2 separate regions of the Mus musculus genome follow, and region 2 is linked to region 1. Evidence: chromatin loops called from intact Hi-C (ENCODE). Cell type or tissue: left cerebral cortex. All regions are shown on one strand. Links, peaks and the distances in the headings refer to the core of each region. The heading gives the core; the rest is flanking DNA.

Region 1 (4,385 bases), core at 320-4,319:
AATGGTTCCCACTGTTGGGCATTTACCGTCAGGAATTGCCTTCAGAGCCTGCCTCTACCATGGCCCATCAGTTTTCACCTTTTATATTTTGTTTTCTGTGTCCTCCAGTATTTCCTAATTCCCCTTGTGATTTCGTCTCTGACCTGACAGTTACTTAGGACTATGCTACGTAAGATCGACATATTTGCAAATCTTCCAGCTTCCCTCCCAATACTGAATTCTGATTCCATTCCTTTGAGGTTGGCAAGTGCACTCTGACTGATGTCAGTCCTTCTAACCTCAGTGGGTCTGGTTCTACAGCCTCACACTCAGTCTGTTCTGGAGAACTGTCTGTGTGTGTTCTTCAGAGGATCGTGAATACTTCGTTTCTGAAATATTTGAGGGCCAGTGAGATGGCTCATAAGACAATGGCTCTTGCTGCCAAGCCTGATGTCTTGAGTTCAATCACCCAGACCCACATGGTGGAAGGAGAGAACCAACTCCCACAAGTTTTCCTCTGACCTGCACAAGCCAGCATCATGATGCAGACCCCCATCCATTCACCCACACAAAATAAATACATACAGAACTGTGTGTGTGTAATGCAATATTTTATTTTGTCATCTGTGTGTGTGTTTGTGAGAGTGGGTGTGCATGTGTTCTATGGAGGTTTAGAGGACATTTTTTTCTTTTTTTTTTTTCCACTCAGACTGCGTTCTCTCCCTCTCACCCTCCTGAAGGAGGGAAGAACGATCATCAATGGCAAGAGGCAGCTGCAATCAAGCAGCACCTAGAACCGGCTTCACACTTAGGAGGGGACGCTACATCTCGTCCTCGTGGTTTCGGGTGCTCTACACAGTCAGAGAAACCTTTCTAGTAACGAACTATAGAAATGATCCCTGAAAGTATAGTCCTGAGGACATTTTTTTTAAGTAACTTACTTTTATCTTATGTACATTAGTGTTTTGCCTGCATGTATGTCTGTACGAGGGTGTTGAATCCACTGAAACAGGTTACAGTTGTGAGTTCCATGGTGGTGCTGGAAGAGCAGCCAGTGCTAACTGTTGAGCTGTCTCTCCAGCCCCTAGAGGACAATGCTTAGAAGTCAGTCATACAGTGAAACAGTGGGACTTTTACCTACAAAACCATCTTGCCAGCCCCAGTACTTGCCCTTCTTATATACACACACTAACACTCCCCGTCAGCTTTTGGGGTCTTGAATGTGAGTTGTAGGTGTTGTGTCTTCCTCCTTGGTGCTGGGCCACACACCTGGTGCTTCCCACACACCAGGTCACATCATTCTTGCACCAACCAAGATGAAAAGATGAAGACAGCAAGGTGCAAAGTGCTCAACGCCATGCCTGCTACTCTCCCTGGGTTCATTATTACACTGCCATTGTCCTAGCTTGACCCTTATCCCCGGAAGAGGTGATGGAATTGTTCCAGGCTGCCTGATACCAGAGCTGATATCCCCTGCCCCCTCCCCGTTCCCCTGTACTGGCGCCATCCCTGCTGTTGGTTCACCTTCCTTATCTGGTCATTTTAAGGATTACAATGGACTAAAGTTTTGGGTGATCCTGATTCTTCCAAGTGACTTGATGAGGACAATTCTTTGGCCTCAGCAGCTTAAAGTCATACCAAGGTTAACTTGAAACAGTAGAGCAAGGGTAGACTAGCAGCCGTGTAACCCAATGTCTTTCTCTCCCACTCCCTGTTCTACCCCACACCCCCTTGCAGAGGCAAAAGGCGACAAGGCTAAGTGGGTGTTCACGTGGCCCCTCATCTTCCTCCTGTGTGTCACCATCCCCAACTGCAGCAAGCCCCGCTGGGAGAAGTTCTTCATGGTCACCTTCATCACGGCCACTCTGTGGATTGCCGTGTTCTCCTACCTCATGGTGTGGCTGGTGAGTGATGGGAGCCCCTGCCTAGTGTCTTCCAAGCTGAGGTCCCACCTGAGGGCAAGCACCGGCCTTGCTGACCTCAACCTCTTTCTCATAGAGTGTGGTATTAACAGAGCACTAACATTTCCTGCTGTGTGCCCAAGGGTAGACCCTGTTCTTTGTTCCCTCTGAGGTGGGAATGGGCACTGGGAGGGGAGACATGCAAGAGACTGCTCTGGGGTTGGGGGATGAACAAAGTAACCGGCCCCTCATTTCTAGGGTCATCAGAAGAATATAAAGGAAGGAAATGATATCAGTGAGAGGTAGCCAGAACTCTCTGTCAAAAAGCTGCCCCTTTCTGTGTGCCAAGCACACAGCACAATTTTGTAGAAGCCCAGTTTTAGCCTGATAGCAGACCCATGAAATAAGTACTTTTAGCATCCCCATTTTACTGATAGAGAAACTGAGGCATGGAGAACTCACAGTTGTATGAATAGCTGGGGAGAGTTGAAAACTAGTGCAGGTTTCCAGCAGGGGGCCTAGGAGCAACTAGAGAGGACAGGGCTGGATTTCCATTCATTGGGAAGGGCATCTATCTGTCAGATGCTTGCAGAACATTAAGTCATTTCCTTTGCTTCCTAACACAGAGGCCCACAGGAGGGAAGGTGAGCAGGGCTTGTGAGGCAGTGGGGCCAGGAGAAGTTCTCTGTGGGCACAAGAGCCCCTTACCCTTTACCCTAGAGCAGTGCTCCCAACCTTCCTAATGTTGCAGCCCTTTAATATAGTTCCTCTCGTTGTGGTGACCCCAACCATAAAATTACTTTTGTTACTACTCCATAACTGTTATTCTGCTATTGTTGTGAATCTTAATGTAAATATCTGATATGCCACCCCTGTAAATGGGTCATTTGACCCCCCCAAAGGGCCGAACCACCCCCCCCCCCAGGTTGAGAACCACTGTATAGGAAGAATGCAGGTTAGCAGGAAGGATGGGCTGTGGGGAGCCACACAGGGCCTTGCATATGCTAGGCAAGTACTGGATCACTGAGCCACAAACCCTGCCCAAGAGAATAGATTTGAAGCCTAGCTCTACCTCTTAAGACCATTCAAACTGAGCAGGTGACTCACTGACCCAACTCCTGGAGCCAAGCAGAGCCCCTCTGTGAAGTTGGGGTGACCACCACTGCCTTTTAAGGCCATTGGCCTATTGTTAGGCACCCTGCTCCCCACGAAGCCACCACCTCATTTCCCTTCTCCCCAACCCTGTGTGTGCAGAACATAGCTGTTAGGATCCTGAATAGCACATGGAATGTTTTTTGTGGTTTTTTTTTTTTTTTTTTTTTTGGCGGGGGCGGGGGGAGGCTTGTTTTTCTGTGTTGGGAAAAGAGCTTGATGTAGTTTCTACCCACATCCCTAGAAAAAGACACCTCTCAAAAACGATAACTGTGCCTTGAAATAACTGAATCTCGTCTCTCATTTCCCTCAGTAGAATGAGTGTAGCCATCTTTATGTTTTAAAGGGACCGGGTGATGTTTCTTACTAAACCATGTTCCCAAAACATGACAAGTTAAAAAAAAAAAAAAGAGTATGTTGCGACATTTGAGTAGGGATGGGGATTAAAGATTTTGTGAGATTCTTCTCTTATTACGGAAAATGGGGTCAGTAGCTCTCAGTGGCAATGAGCTGGGACACTCCCACCTCCAGTATCTTCATTTACAAATCCGGCTTTTGTTTAGAAGACCAGACTCCTAGCCCAGGTTAGACTGGGGGCATGAGAGACACCCTGCTAGGCCAGTCTGACCTGTGGGAGGGCTTTGAATGTTGATGGCCTTGGTTTAGAACTGTCCTGGGGGTAAGAGTGTGTAAGAAGAGAGTGTCTCTGAGCTCACTTTGACTCTAAGGTGTGCCTTCTCTGGTGGTCCATGCTTATGGATAATGTCCTAATGAGGCTCCAGGGAGAAGTGAAGCACAACTGGGGACACTGGAGAACAAAGAGAAGCTCGGAACACAGCTCTGCTTCCTGTTTAAAGTCTGCACGTCTGGAGGCTTGGAGTACAGGCCTTGAGTCCAGGGTAGAAAAAGACCCATGTGATATCCCTGACCCCTGACCCTGGAGCATATGGGCATACACACAAATTGTGTGGATTATCTATTCCTCCACCCTGCTCCTTCTTAGCCATATGGTTCAGTAGTTATAAAAGGAGAGACAGTTCTAGGAACTCCATGGTAGCTTGATGTCTTAATTAGGGTTTCACTGCTGTGAACAGACACCATGACCAAGGCAAGTCTTATAAAGGGCAATATTTAATTGGGGCTGGCTTAAAGGTACAGAGGTTCAGTCCATTATCATCAGGGCAGGAACATGGCAGCATCTAAGCTGGCATGGTGCAGGGAGCTGAGAGTTCTACGTCTTCATCTGAAGGCTGCTAGTAGAAGACTGACTTCCAGACATCTAGGGTGAGGATCTTAAAGCCCACTCTCACAGTGACATATCTACTCCAACAAGTAGATATGTCACACCTCTAA
Region 2 (4,385 bases), core at 241-4,240, 49 kb after region 1:
CAGGTTGAGCAAGCCAGGGAGAGCAAGCCAGTAGGCAGCTTTCCTCCATGGTTCCTGCCTCTACTCTTGGTTTAGTTCCTGCCCTGACTTCACTCAGTGATGGGCTGTGATCCAGACCTGTAAATCAGATAAACCATTTCCTCCCCCAAGTTAGTTTTGGTCAGCGTTTTCTCATAGCAATAGAGAGCAAACAAGAGCACAGCCTAAACACCAGGCAACACAGAACACAGCCCTTCTTCATACTGATGGTCAAGAAGTGGTATAATCACTGAGACCCATGGGAGTAGACAGTCTTATCCAAGACTCAGGGCGTAGTCATGATGTAGGGTGAGCCTGGCCAGGTCAAACATGAGCAGGGAGGGCTAGAACCTGTGATCCAGAAGAAGTTCTAGAGGAAGATACAAAGACTCAAGTCATGAGGTGGGGTCTGGTGAGTGGGTATATGGTGAGTAGGTGTCTAGGGCACAGAGGTGATGGAGCAGCCAAGGATGGAGACAGACAGAGGGTGTGCCACTGTGAACAGGTTAGAGCATCTGAGAAACTAAGCTTGGGGATGGCCTACTGTAGAGCTGCCATCAGAACAGCCATAACACTGAAGCCAGTGCCTCTGTGGCCTCCGTGGGGCCTGTATGGAAGTGAGTGTGGGTCTAGAGGGAAGGCTGGAACCCTTGGTACGTTCAGTAAGGTAGGGCTGAAAATTGGGCTGTGGCTCACTTAGGAGAGACAAAGACCTCTGCAGGCAGACACAGAAAGCGGGAAGGCTTCTGACTTGCCAGACCCCTTGATGTGGGCTGTGACGTATGACCTGAGGTGACCTGGTCTGCTCTCGTTATTTCCGGCAACCGGAAGACCTGCTTGAGCTGACTTCCCCTCTGAGAGGCTGTGGGCAGCCTGCAGAACTGGCCAGTGGTTGGCAAAACTGTGCAGGTCCTACCTTACCATGCAAGGCTTTCAGTGTTTGGGGGGACGGGCCTGATCCTGGAAGCCACAAGCGCCTGTGGATACTGGTCTGGACCGTGAACAGTCATTCTACCCTGGATATGGGCTGCAGGTGTCTGTGGAACATTGGTGAGGGTTTTAAATCCAGCCACTTCTCCATCTCACAGGCCCCTAAGCTCTGATTTAGCTCCTGCTGCCCAGCAGCCTGGGCCAGACCAGAAAAGAGGCAGCAGCTGGGGCTACATTGTGCACACTCAGTAGGAAGGGTCTGGCAGAAGAGATGAAGCTGGCCTGGCCTCCTGCCTTTTCTGGGCTGTCTTCTGGGGCAGGGCCAGCCCCTCTAGAAAGAGAAGCCTTCAGAGGTCCACAGCCAAGGGTCAGCTAAGTTGCAGAGACATGGGATTCCAAGAGCTGGGAGGAACCTCAGTCCTTGGCCTAAGTCATGTAGAGCATCAGGCACAGCTGTTCTCCCATGTGGAACACCCCCACAGACATCACTAATTGATCCACATTCTTGCTCTGGTGCCCTCAATTTAATGTTAGTCTGAGTACTGTCAACAGCTGGGGTTCATGTGGGGAAATTCAACCTACGAGCCTGAGGTTGAGCCCAACCGTCTCCTTTTCCTGAAGAAGCTTTTCCTGAAGCGAGAAGTGAGATGCCTGGTCCACAGTCAGACACCATGCCTGGGGCCACGCCTGCTGTGCCAACAACAGCATCTGTTATGAACCACTCCACTCATGAGTCCTTGTCTCCTATCATTTCTACAACGTAACTCCACCCGCAAACAAGCTAGTTTGCTACAATGTCTCCAATTATTGATGCTCTATAGAAAACTGATGCTTGCTACCTTAGAACTTGTTTTATTTTGTTTGTGTCCCCCTGGCTGTCCTGGAACTTACTCTGTAGAGAAGGCTGGCCTCAAAGTCACAGAGATCTGCCAGCATCTGCCTCCCGAGTGCTGGGACAAGAGGAGTGTGCCCCACCCCAGGCCCCCAGATACCCTAGGTCTTGTTAATAGGAACTGACTGGATAGGTAGAATGCAGTCTGTCCATATAAAGCAATGCCATCTGTCAATAAGAAACAAAAGGTTGATACAGAAGCCCTGAAAGACTACTAGTCACCATGGTAATGCCGGTGAACCTCGTGAATGTTACGCAGGGTGGAAGAAACTAAACAGTGCCCAGGTTCCCTTACAGGAAATACCTAGAAGAGGAGTCTGTGAAGAGAGTAAACAGATGAGTGGGACTGGGGGCCCGGGGGGATGGGGGATGGGGACTGACTGGTGGCCAAAATGTCCCAAGACTAGTGGTGATGGCTGCACGACTGTGACAATCTTAGAAACCATTGTGTTAAGACACTTTAAGAACTATTTTAAAAGTGACTGCTTGGTCAGCATATTTCTAGAGGTGGTGTGTGCCAGCACTCGGCTCGGCGTCTGTTGTCTGTCTGGAAAAAATAGCCGGCAGATGTTCCTGTGAGTGCTGCAAGCTGTAGGGACTGCTCAGCCTGGGTGGGACAGAATCCCTGGGAGGGAGGTCGACATTCTGTCATGGCAGAGTTGAGGAGGGATGTTAGGGGGAAGGGGTTGTCAACCACAGCCTTGCAAAGTACAGAAAAAGCAAGAGTCTCTTGGTGAATCCTAGACCTCACCAACTGGTAAAAGTGTCTGGCTAGCAAAACCTGATCTCATCATTGCCTCCTTGGCACTGGGATTATCCCTGCACGTTGGCATCCCCAGTTCAGATCCTCAGCACAGCAAGCACTTTATCCACTGAGCCATCTCCCCAGTCCTAGCCCCACCCTCTCTCTTCTAGAGGGCTTACTTCCCCGTCCTGCCTGTTGTCACTTCAGCCTTGCCTCTGTCCTGAGACTGGTCTGAGGCCTCCATCTCTTAGAACAGGTGCCATTTGCTCTGAACGGAGCACTGGACTGTGTTGTCTGCTTTAGCTCTTGCCTCAATGCTAAGGCAAATGGTATGGTCTCCCTGTTTTACTGAGGACAAGAGGCTCACAGGGTAGGGTGGCCCCGGAATAAAGCTCTATCCCTTCCTGGGACTGCAGCCTGTCTTTGCTATTGTGGGCATCCTAAGTCGGGGCTTTCAGATCTGATGGCTGTCACTATCAGCTGCTGTTCTTTGCCCCAAGTTCTATAGCGGCACAAGAAAGAGGAACATTTCCCAATGGTCTTCTTAGGGTTTCTGCCATGGTGCCCTTGAGATGGCTGCCCAAGCTGCTCCCTAAAAGTGCCCTGGACCCCAAGTCTACCTGAAGGATGGTCTCGTTCTCCTTCTTCATATGGATGTGCAGGCTTCTGACCTAACTTCAAAGCTCTGAGGATGCAAAGCACAGCTGTCATGTCATCTGTTGGGAAATGGCTAATTGCTGCTGAGACTGAGCTGCCCGGGGAGGTAGTGAGCTCCTGACCCCAGAGGTCTAATATCAGATGGGGTGAAGGGGCTGTACTGGCAGAAGGAACCAGCTTGGGTTCCTCAGACTACCTTCCCCCAACACCTCAGAGAAGCAGTGTAAGCATATGGGCTCTCTGTTTTTTCAAACAAATGTACTGAGCACGGGGCTGATGAGATAGCTCAGCAGGTAAAGCGCTTGCTGCCAAGCCTGACAGCCTGACTTTGATCCCTACGACCCACGTGATAAAAGGAAAGAACCAACTGGACTCCCACAGGTTGTCCTCTGACCTCCACACTGTTGTAGCACATGGGCTCCCCCTCCACACCCGTACACAATGTCATTTAAAAACGAAAAATATTCCAAGCCCAGAGAAACCTACAGGAAACTCGGCAATGCCTTGTGTAGCTGCAACCCAGCTTGTGACATCCACTATATGGCACATTGGCCTTGGGTCTTTGTTTTTCGGTAAGTCTTAGAAGTCTGGTCAAAGGTTCCCTTATCCCTGCCAGGATGCACTCAGGGAGCACCCTCACCCACATGGGTAAGCTGTGTCCACAGAGCAAATGCACAGCTGTTCTGAATGTCTTAGGAGTGAGCATAGATGCAGTATGTTTATTGCTCTGCGTATTCTGGTGGTTTTGTTTGTTTGATTTTAGGACTTTCTCTTTGGGCTCCATTCCAGACTCCCAGGGTAGCTGCAAGAACAGAACAAAGAATTCTTATGGCAGCTCCTCTCTCATCAACGTGAACACTGTGTCTCATGTGTCTCCCTCCTCCTCCTCCTCCCTTCTTCTTTCTCCCTGACTCAGTAGAACAGAGTTTCAGGCTTTGTGGTTTTTGTTTTTTTGTTTGGTTGGTTGGTTGGGTTTTGTTCCGTGTTGTTTTTTCCTTATGGTCCTCAATGACTTCTCCTCAGAGCTGAGGACTTATGTCCCTTTTGCCTCTGCCCCTGGGGTGAATAAGCAATGAATAGCAATGCTGTCTTTAGGGTTTTGAGAGTTTCTGCAGTGGCTGATATCAGTGCCTTGTAACAGCT

What was found. A loop is a pair of places that touch in the nucleus more often than their neighbours do. Peaks named below come from ENCODE experiments on the same cell type or tissue, not always from the same donor. Only the 100,000 strongest peaks of a DNase experiment are listed, where the experiment ranks them.
Region 2: a loop joins it to region 1, with 2.1 times the contacts of the local background. A loop is called at or near these places in 2 of 42 quality-filtered maps.

Annotation. Positions count from the first base shown.
Region 1 is chr12:102,252,794-102,257,178 of GRCm38, forward strand. It overlaps Slc24a4 (solute carrier family 24 (sodium/potassium/calcium exchanger), member 4), which reads left to right. Exons shown (of 17, transcript NM_001362345.1): 13 at 1,717-1,883. It overlaps Gm25203 (a small nucleolar RNA gene), which reads right to left and starts at 894; the gene lies at 680-894. It also overlaps the pseudogene Rnu3b-ps3. In left cerebral cortex, for the core only: a CTCF peak has its summit at 2,382 (motif pointing right); a DNase peak (open chromatin) is centred at 3,175.
Region 2 is chr12:102,301,676-102,306,060 of GRCm38, forward strand. All of the region lies in intron 1 of Rin3 (Ras and Rab interactor 3), which reads left to right. Among named protein-coding and RNA genes, the nearest start is that of Rin3, 21 kb to the left of the region's middle. In left cerebral cortex, for the core only: no CTCF peak of the experiment used is centred there; DNase peaks (open chromatin) are centred at 879, 1,211, 1,584, 2,364 and 2 more places; H3K27ac peaks cover 246 bases.